Linked DNA regions of Homo sapiens: region 2 is linked to region 1. The links are chromatin contacts, found by Hi-C in ENCODE. All regions are on one chromosome and are shown on one strand. The core of a region is the stretch at or near the end of the contact, and the rest is flanking DNA. Distances in the headings are between cores, read along the strand shown.

What was found. A loop is a pair of places that touch in the nucleus more often than their neighbours do. Pooled maps may share reads with other maps.
Region 2: a loop to region 1 is called in a map of MCF 10A, with 6 times the contacts of the local background. The contact joins two enhancer-like sites. A Hi-C loop is called at or near these places in 6 of 168 maps with a recorded cell type or tissue (IMR-90, MCF 10A, OCI-LY7 and 2 more), 7 of 37 single-sample maps with no recorded cell type and 19 of 50 pooled maps.

What each region holds. Positions count from the first base shown.
Region 1 is chr6:105,479,136-105,484,513 of GRCh38, forward strand. LOC105377921 (a long non-coding RNA gene) reads left to right here. Exons shown (of 2, transcript XR_942832.3): 2 at 1-2,171. Among named protein-coding and RNA genes, the nearest start is that of PREP, 79 kb to the left of the region's middle. Within about 2 kb of position 3,261, at least 5 of the 41 ENCODE cell types and tissues checked have a DNase peak (open chromatin) inside an H3K27ac peak, as active enhancers do.
Region 2 is chr6:106,436,600-106,442,057 of GRCh38, forward strand. All of the region lies in intron 1 of CRYBG1 (crystallin beta-gamma domain containing 1), which reads left to right. Among named protein-coding and RNA genes, the nearest start is that of CRYBG1, 79 kb to the left of the region's middle. Within about 2 kb of position 3,017, at least 3 of the 41 ENCODE cell types and tissues checked have a DNase peak (open chromatin) inside an H3K27ac peak, as active enhancers do.

The DNA of each region.
Region 1 (5,378 bases), core at 2,011-4,510:
ACCTCTACCTCCCGGGTTCAAGCGATTCTCCTGCCTCAGCCTCCCGAGTAGCTGGGACCACAGCACACCACCAGGCCTGGTGAATTTTTGTATTTTTAGTAGAGAAAGGGTTTCACCATGTTGGCCAGGCTGGTCTCAAACTCCTGACCTCAAGTGATCTGCTCGCCTCAGCTTCCCAAAGTGCTGGGATTACAGGTGTGGGCCACCACACCCTGTCTCAGATGAAAGGTTAATATAATTAAGGAACATCTTTTTTGTTTTTTTTTTCAGAAATTGGAATGGGGGAGTAGCTGAACAGAAAAGTCCATCTTGTTCAATTCCCACAAGAACATTTCTTTGCAATATTATTGGCAGGAATATGCAGTAAAGTTCTAATAACTATTTACTCCTTTCTTTGAAACTCTATTCAGTTATAATGTGTCCTGTAAAAAGTATGACACTGATTTCATAGTACCAATTTTAGCCTAATACATATTTAAATGATTCCCAATGTATAAAGATATTTTAGTAATAAGAAATTATTTAAGGATCCCAAACATCACAATAAACATAAAGCCTAGTTTTAGGTTGCAAAAAAGTATCAAACTTTATAAGTTTTAGTGCAAATTAAGAGAAATTACATTCTAACTACACTAATAACTGAAAACTTCATATTAGGCAAATAATGTCTTCAACTACTCAAATTATAGGAGCCCACTTCAAGAACCTCAGTAAGAAGAAATTTTGAATGGTTTAAAAATAATAAATGCCATGACATTTTAAATGGAAATTTGGCATATTTTTGAGATAAATATGATTGGATACATGTGTGTGCCATTCTTTTATCTCTTCTTACTTTTACTGTATCTCTACTTTAATGATGACAATAATATGGCTACAGACATGAAATGGTTTATCTTTCTTCTTTTCTTTCACTCTTTCATTTAAAGCATTTATATTATTTTTTATTGATGTCAATGTTAACATTTTGGCATCCTTCCCAAGTATATTGCAAGAAATACATCAATAAAAACTTAAATTTAAAAAATATGTAGTCTGGGGCCAGATAATAATGGCATATTTCTTTAAAATTAGGTATAAAGGAGTACAGACGAGGTCAAAATTCTAAAATTGGAATCTTGCCATTAACAAACAGAACTGACATTCTGATACTTCTATCTGCTGTGGACGTGACACAGAGACTTACCAAAGCCAAGATACATTTATTCAAGGAGGAGCAACTTGCCTTTATACTTATACCTTTGTTAATAACTTGTTTAAAGCAATCCTTTGTTTTCTTTGCATATTTGAATTGATTTGCTAAAAGTTATCTACTGTTAAATAAGCAAAACTCAAAATTTTCAAGCATATGGGACTTGTTCAGAATCAGTTTTTAGTTTCTTTTTCAGGATTTTGTACAAGTTGCAAGAGAAGAGACACAAAATTATCTTATTAATTCTATTGCAATATGGAGATACATTTTAAACAAATGGAAATAATCAATATTAGTATTATCTGTATATTTGTGTGTGTGTGTGTTGATCTGACTATATTTTTCTTCAAAGGGAAATCACAAAGGCCAAGTGTGTTTATCAGGTAACTCACCTTAAGAAAACTTGTACTATGTGAAAAGTCAATTTCTTTAAAAACTGTCACCAACTCAACCCTGGTTTGTAAGTAGAAAAAACTATCAATTATTTTTTAACAATAGTAATACTCCCAAGGTATATACTTCTGCCACAAAAAATTAAGAATAGTTTACTTAGCACGTTTTGTCATTGTGGAAATCATTGAGAAAAATCACAGTGGAAAGTTATTTGAAAAGGCATAACTGTCATTAGAAAGAAATTAAGAATAAAGAAGGCAGGCCTGGCGTGGTGGCTCATGCCTGTAATCCCAGCACTTTGGGAGGCTGAGGTGGGTGGATCTCCTGAGGTCGGGAGTTCAAGACCAGCCTGACTAACATGGAGAAACCCCATCTCTACTAAAAATACAAAATTAGCCGGGGTGGTGGCACATGCCTGTAATCCCAGCTACTCGGGAGGCTGAGGCAGGAGAATTGCTTGAACCCAGGAGATGGAGGTTGCGGTGAGCTGAGATGGTGCCATTGCACTCCAGCCTGGGCAAAAAGAGTGAAACTCCACCTAAAAAAAAAATAAAAATAATAAAAAAATAAAGCAGTAAAAACAAAATGTTTGCATGTGTCATTATCTTTGTATTGGTCGTCTATTTTGTAAACTTTCATCATTACTTTAAGCATTTCAGGCCACTTCTTCAGTCATTATTGTTGATTATCATTTAGTCCTCCAATTCCATCAGAGTGTGCTAAGGTAGTAAAATGAAATTAGGCACAATGCATGGCAGAAGGTATAGCAATTTGAAATGTCTTCCAAAATCAATTAGATATTACTTTGGGTTAGCAGTGGAGGTGGGAACATAGTTACAGGTAATTGAGAATTGGCTGTGAATATGGGCTCATACATTGTGTTTTTGAACATGTTGATATAATTCTGTGAAATGAGAGAAATGGCCTCAAATCACCTGGCTGCTTCTGCTTTATTTTATGGTTAGATATTCAACTGCCATCACAGACTACAATAGAGGAAAGCTGCTATTATTTATCAAAGACTAGACCTGCTAGCTGAAGTGCAGTTCACCATTCACTTGGGTGGTGGTATGGCTCACCTCCAAAACACTGCTCATGAGTTGACCTTATTATTTTTATCTGCATGTCTTGACCTATAGCGGGCTTAAAATGTCATTATCAACCTAATGGAAATACAGATTTTTCATTTTTTTCCCTTTCTCTGCCTTCTCTTTTTTCTTTTCTTTTCTTTTTTTTTTTTGGTATGCATATGTATCATAATACTCTTTGGGTTAATCAGGTCCCATAGTGGACCTCGACAATACCTGAGGGGATCCTAAGTCATCAGAATATAGGGGGTGTGAGTGGTCTCCCTTTATTTCTGGAATGCTTGCTTTCTTCGGAAATCATGAAGACATCTTTATTTGAAGCCTTGTTCATCCTTTAAATTGACTCGCAGATTTGCTATTATCTAGAGCGTCTTGAAAGGTGTTGTGCGTATCTGACAAATGGCCTCATTATTCATTAACTTTCACTTTGATATACATATTTTTTAAGTTTTTTTCTCTTTTCTTGCTTTTAAAAATTGGATGTGTCAAACATGCCCCGACTGCTTTAGCACTGTCTATCTGTCTGGTGAAGGAGTGCTGGAAAATTCACATTTAAACAGCATCTCCACAAGTTCTTAATGATGTGCTGAAAGGCAGCTGGCCCAAGTCCAAGTCTGGGGTTTCACTGCTCAGGAAGGTCAGTTTAGTCCTAAGGGGAAGGAAAGAAAAAAAAAAAAAAACCCAAAAGACCCAAAACCAACTATAATCTGTATATCCCGTAAAAGAAAAATTACAAATTCTGATGTAATACTTAAAATTATTATTTCTTAATTCCAAAGTAACTGCTTTTATGACCAGCAAACTCCCAATGGTTAAAATTATTAGCTCAAGACATTTTGCTTTAGTTTAGACAAAAACCTCTAAGTGGCCTACTTTCATTTTCAGTTGGTTGAACAGTTTGTGGTTATATTTGAAATACTTTTTAAAAATGGTCTTGGGTAGGGAGTCAAATTAAAAAACCAAAAAATGCCAAACCTCAGTTTTTGAAAACTGTTTTCCTGAAGACCTGTCTAATCATTCCAATAAGGACACAAAGACATCGACCAATCACATAAATTCCTTATAGTCTCAAAAGCAACAGAAGGCCCCCCCCCCCACTCCCCTCCTCCAATGCAGGCAAGTTTTACATTATTTCTTAGATTAGCTACACATCTTGTTTTTCATGAATTTTAAAAACACATTTATGCCTCTCTGAGGCAGGAAGAATGGGAGTTAACAGCTCAGAAGGAAAATCATAGTGACATTGGACCACATGCCATCTGACGAGGGGATTACTTATAGATGATGTGTGTTCTCTAGTTATCCCTCAAACTCCCCTTGGACGATTAACTGTCTGGTTGGGAGGTGAAGGCTAAGACAGACAGATTAATAAACAGCTTTTCTTCACAACCAAGTCATTTGTTGAATAAAATCTATGGGAAAGCTGATGCCATAAAAGAAGTTAGATAGCATCACCATGGCATTATCGCCCTGGTTATCCCTGAACTCTGGAGACTTAATAATCTTCAAATAAGTAGTATTTAAACAAATCCCCTTTCAAAAGAAATGAAAAACTGGAGAGTTTATTTAATAACCACCACAAACATGAAGTGGTATAAAAAACTCTGCTTTCATGATTTAATTTTGATAACAACCAAATGTGCTGAGTAAGTCTTCAAGTCCCAAAGTTCAGCATTTTTTTTTTCTATTTTCCACTGCTTAATCTATTAAGAAAAACTAACAAAAATGATTGCTGCTGCTTTTGGATCTTTGAGCGTAATTCATCTTGTTTGTTTAATGCACGGTGAAGAAAGCTGGTTAATGGAGGTTAATCAGCTTGGAACCTGCTCAAGGACAGCACGTTGAGGTTTGAGAAGGGTGCCCTATGCCATCACAGCAGTGCAAAATGCAACAAAAAACGTCTTGCAGCTCTCTGTTCAAAGAGTCATTGCATGATAAAAGAGAAGGCTACAGTCTGACTCATGATGTACTGAAATAATCTGATATCTCTGTTTGGCTTCTCTAAGAGCAGAATTTCATGGAGTCTGGGATCATTCTGAGGGGCATCCATTAAAATGTGAGTGTGAGTTTTGCTTTTTTTTTGGTCTGTGTGCAGATTTCTATACAGTTATATTCCTTATTCTTCTTTTGGGTTACAGGCCCCTTTGAGAATCTGATAAAAGCTATAAAATCCAGAAGAATGCACACACACAGAAGTTACACATCTTGTTAGGGAGCTCCACCAAGTCCCTGAAGCCTGTCTGTGAACCCCCTGTTGCACGTACAGACAAGACCTTGTCTGATTGATGAATTCATCTTGCATTTTTATAACCTTTCCAGGCTGCCTGCATTTTATTGGTGCTTTTTGGCAAGGGAGCCAAGACTCCTAAAAAAATCTACAAGCATGAGATTCCTTGAAATGGAGAGGTAACAAACAAAGAAAGGAACAAAGTTAAAAGCCCGAGAACCCCTAAGATTTCATTCCTTCAGGAAAATCTGTGTCATAAATCACTTCTCCAGGTGTCTATATTTGACTCTTAGTTGTTTGTGTGGGAGTCCTTCCCTTCACTTTGCTGCCTCCACCTGCTTTCTCCCTTCCTTCTCACCGACCCCAGCACAGGCACAGTGTTACCTGTTCTGTTCTGTTCTGCACCAGTGGGACAATGTTGCCAACTGCCTTCTCATCTAATTTGTGAAACCAGGTCTCTTTCCTCCAACATATACAA
Region 2 (5,458 bases), core at 1,767-4,266, 960 kb after region 1:
TATTCTACTTTTCTACTTACCATTATATCACAAGCTTTGCCCCCATGACTTAAAGGATAAATGGCATTCCATAATATGGACATGCAATAATTTACTTAGTCATTACCTGAATGGGTTTTTTGCAAATTTTGTTATCATAAATAATATTACCATAAGCATATTATAAATAGATCTTTGAATGCTTTGAAAATTATTTCCTTCAAATCATTTCCTAAAAGTAGAGTTATAGGGGATAGGTATAGTAGCATTTTAAGTCTCTTGATAAGTATGAATAAATTGCTTACTAAAAGACTGTAGCAATTAATATAACCCCCCCCACCCCCGAGTAGTATGTTAAACCATTGGACATTATCAATTTTAAAATTGTATCCCAAGCCAGGTGTAGTGGTGCACACCTGTAGTCCCAACTACTTGGGAGGCTGAGGCACAAGATTCGTTTGAGACTGCAGTGTACTATAATTGCACCTATGAATAGCCACAGCACTCCAGCCTAGGCAACAGAGAGACCCACTTCTCTAAAAACAAAACAAATAAAATTGTATCCTATTGTTACTTTAATTTGCATATAGGGAAGTTGAAGTTGGGAAAATATTTTCATTAACCCTTTATTTCTTCAAATGCTTTATTTTTTTCATTTCCCTTGTTCATCTCATTGGGTTTGCTAATATTTTTCTTATATATTTATATGGTTTCTTTAGCATGGCTCTTAACTAATCATCAGGTATATTTGCTGAAAGTATTTTCTTGGCTTGTTATTGCCTTTAATTTTTTAATGTATGGAAATTTTTATTTTTGCATAGTAAAACTACCAATATTTTTCTTCTTCTTTTCTTTTTCTTCTTCTTTTTTTAAGAGATAGCATCTCACTCTGTCACCCAGGCTGCTGGAGTACAGAGGTACAATGTTTGCTCACTGTAACCTCAAATTCCTGGGGTCAAGCAATCCTCCTGCCCCAGCCTCCTGAGTAGCTAGGACTACTGGCAAGCTCCATCACACTCAGCTGATTTTTGTTTGTTTCGTAGAAACAGGGTGTTGCTATGTTGCCCAGGCCGGTTTTGAACTCTTGGGCTCAATTGATCCTCCTGCCTTGGCCTCCCAAAGTCCTAGGATTACAGGCATGAGCTACTGCACCTAGCCTTTCTTTTTTATTTCTCTCATTGCTTTTAATCGTAGGAAGTTGTTTTCCTTCCCTTCTAATATGCCATAATACGCTCCTAATCTTTATGATTTGATGTTTCTGCATTTAATTCTTTAGCCACCAGGAATTATCTTTGATATGGTATAACTTGGCTGGGATTTAAAGGAATGGACGATATAGAGATACACAGTTCTCTTTAGCTCAGAGATTCTCTCTCAGTACTTCTTGATTTTATTTCAAGGTTTCTTAGTTCCTGAGACAGCACCTTTTTATGTTGGGACTTTTGGTGTCTTTGGAGTGCCTGGATGACTTTAAAGGGCATGTACATCTTTTTATTTATCTTTCTTCCTTCCACAGGGCTTAGTAGAGTGCTTTACTAAGAGACAGCCCATTCTACACCTCCCTGGAAGAGACTGGCACATGCCAAGCCTCATTTAAAAACTACTCTGAAGGCCAGCGTCCCTAAAAAGATCTCTTCCTCTGAGTTATTACTGATGCCAGAAATACCTGTTATTTCATCTCTGTGTTAAACGTTGCCCTCTCCTCAAGCTGTCTTTTAGAATGCACATTCACGTTGGGGTAGCGTGGTATATTAGTTTCCTGGGGTAGCTATAACAAGTTGCCGTAAACATGGTCACTTAACAGTTTTTTCTCTCTCACAGTCTGGGGGCTAGAAGTCCAAAATCAAAGTTTCAGCAGGACCGTGCTCCTTCTGAAGGCTCTAGGGAAGGATCCCTCCTTGCTCTTCCTAGCTTCCCATGGCTGCTGGCAATCCTTGGTGTTCTCGTTGGCTTCCCACTGCGTCACTCCAGTCTCCTCCTGCATTGTCACAGGCGTGTGGCTCTGTCTATAAGCAAATAGTAAATCCATAATCCATATGTGTTTGCTTTCCCATAACATGCTTACATTTTAAGCAGAGAATCAAAGTTTTTGCATGGTATTTCTTCGGTTGATCAATATCTTCCTTTTTCTACTAGTAAAACAGATAAACTATTGATAGGAAAGTGAGAGGACAAAATGAATAATCCATTGGAATGATTCATGTAATGGTTTGATGTCAAATATTTTCGGTTTTCAAAAATAAATGAGTTAATAGTAATTGCAGTTATGTGATTTTCTCATATTTAAAGTCTAGTAGCATAAATTGTAACTGTTAAATTTGGTAACAAGAGAAAAATATGGTCAGGTGCAGTGGCTCATGCCCGTAATCCCAAAATTTTGGGAGGCTGAGGTGGGAGGATCACCTGACCCCAGGAGTTTGAAACCAGCCTGGGAAACATAGTGAGACCTGGTATCAATTTACTTAAAAAATGAAAAAAAAAAAAAAAAGAGAAAAATATTTTGAGTGGTTCCCAAGTGAGGAAAACCTAAGATTTTCTTCTTTTAAAGAAAAAAACGGATGACAGATTGGGAAATTAATTTTGCTAATAAAATATTTTGATCCTTTTCAGTAAAAAGCAACTATCAAAGCTGGGAAAAATACCAATAGCCTTTATTCTTCCCTTTTAAACAATGTGTGAAATAGAAAATTTTAATAAAATTTAATTATCTCCTTTTTAATTTTATGAATTTCTCATTTTTAGAAGCATCTTTATATGTCCTACCATTATTCAGTTTATAAAAAATAAGTTTGTTTCCTTTTTGAATTATTGTTAATATTCTTTAAAATTTGGTACAAAGACAATATGAAGATATTTTAACTGAAGAATATGAATACAGTGGTTCTTTGTGTTAGATTGTGCCCAATTTTCACAAAGTGAAAGTTTCTACCTTCGTCTTGACTGCAGGAATAAAAATCTCCTGTGAGCAGAGATTGTTGACTCAAGAGTCCTCATCATTCTACCTGATGAGATAACACTCCCTAATTTAAAATATTGTTAAACAAAATAAATATTTTCTTGGGACAGAATGCTTTGTGGTTTAGTGACTCAACTCTCTCTGTACTGGAAGCCTCAACCAGTGGCACAAGAAAAAAACTTGTTTTGTATCATCCCTGACTGAAAAAAAAAAAGCATTTGTTTTATACCCACTGAGTACAGGTTATAGAGACAGAAGGTGATATGGTTCTTAGCTCCTAAAAAGCCTATGATTAAATTGAGAAACTGATATATGTTCCCGGAAAACCTAGATGAACACTTACTAAATAGTACTAGGTGCAACTATATGAAATTGCCATATTTGACTGGTTTTGACCTACAAAAATGGTATTTCATAATGTTGAACCTCGAAGTTCAAAACCACTTACTTTCTCTCCCCTGCATTATGCACATCCTTCAGTTCTCTGTGTCAAGAGCTGTACAAGAAGCCTGTGTTAAGCCTGGCAGTCCCAGCACCCAGCCCAGGGAAGACGTGGGGCTGGTGGCTTTCCCCTTCCAGGGCTGTGCACCTGCTGTGCTGCCTCTCTTCTTCTGCCCTCTACTCTCCCTCAGCTACATTATTTCCACATATAGAATTTTCCTTCCTTTAAAGCACATCCTCACCTTATTTGAAGCACTTTCCTTTCTTCCTCTCTCTCTCTCTCTCTCTCTCTCTTTTTTTTTCTTTTGAGACAGAGTCTCTCTCTGTCACCCAGGCTGGAGTGCAGTGGCATGATCTTGGCTCACTGCAACCTCCACCTCCTGGGTTCAAGCAAGTCTTCTGCCTCAACCTCCCAAGTAGCTGGGACTGTAGGCGCACACCACCATGCCCAGCTAATTTTTGTATTTTTTTGGTAGAGGCAGGGTTTCACTATGTTGCCCAGGCTGGTCTCGAACCCCTGATCTCAAGCGATCCACCTGCCTCAGCCTCCCAAAGTGCTGGGATTACAGGTGTGAGCCACTGCACCCGGCCCCTTTCTTTTTTTCTTTCCATTCTTTGTTTCCCCTTTCATTCCATTATTAATCACTATCACTCAGTTGATGGCTGTAAAGCCTAAAAGTAAAGCTAGTGATGCATTTGTGTGACGGAAAGGGAAAAACCATGAATCTTGATGTGAAATTAGAAATAATAATCATCAACATGTGGTAACAACAAAAGCTCTGTAAAGTCATGTTACAGCCTGTGAAAAATTCTCCACCCACCATCTCTTTCTGATGAAACTGATGTTTCTCAATAATCCCTATTCTTAAAAAGAGAATAATCTACACTTGAGAAAAATAGACACTATTTCTCACACCATTTTATTGCTTTCTTTTTCTTTTTAAAAACTAGTATTGAAACAATTCTGTGATTTATAACGATGTCCTTTTCTTTTTGCTGTAGTGTAATATTTCAGCTACATGAAATTGACTTTTAGGGGCTTATGAAACAGGATTTATTACAATCAGGGAAATCTTGGAGGAAGTGAATTTTGAAATTAGACTTGATGGAATTTGATAGCCAAAGATTACAAAGAGGAGAGGCAAAAGCATTAATAGAAAACCCAAGCAAAGACATATAAATAATGAAGCAAGTTGTATGTATGGGAAGGGCAAACAAATCTGTCTGACCACAGCTGGAAGTCTGAGGTGGAGGGAGGGGAGAAGGAGGTTAGAGTGGTATTGGAACACCCTTAGGGTGGGAATTTGAAGCTGACATTTGGAGCTTGTGACTAGCATCTTTGCAAGGACAACTTTATTTGGATAGATGGAGAGCAGGGATACTGTGATAATCTCTTTTTCCCTCTGCTTGCCTCTGCACCTTAGAGAATTTCTATTCATGAGAGCTGAGGTGATAAATATCAGTCCATCTCAGATTCAGCTTCACAGCCATTCTATTGTCTTCAGTCAGCAAAACTGTATCCCTGACGTGTTGCTAATACATAAAGATTTTTCATGAGAAATGATTTTAAATTAGAGTTCTCTTTTGAAACATTAACACCAGTTAATTGAACTAATTCATTAGGTATTTGATGACAATTCTAGTCGCTACATAAGGATATGTCTAGGAAGCCTTAAAGCAGCTTTGGTCCCTTGTGGAGTTTACCTACCTGGTGCAGGTGAGTGAGAGAAGCCAAAGATATGATTCAGACAATTATGAATTATGTACTAATTACTGATCATTTTGTATTAATCACCAGACAACTAGCAGGTGCTTGGAAATTGAGTAAGTGGAACACGATGAAACTGACAGTTATAAAAATTAATGTAAAAAATGAACCTCCATAAGAATTATTTTGAAAAACTAAAAAATATAAGGAAATCTCTCTCATATTGAAAATGATTTTTTTAGTTTTATATTATTATCAAAAGGCATTTACTATAAGCACCATATTATGTGTAGGAATGTTTTAGAGGTCTTGCAAGTAACCTTTAAAGACTCAATTCTTATAAAGATTTATAGACCACCATATAAAAGAATATA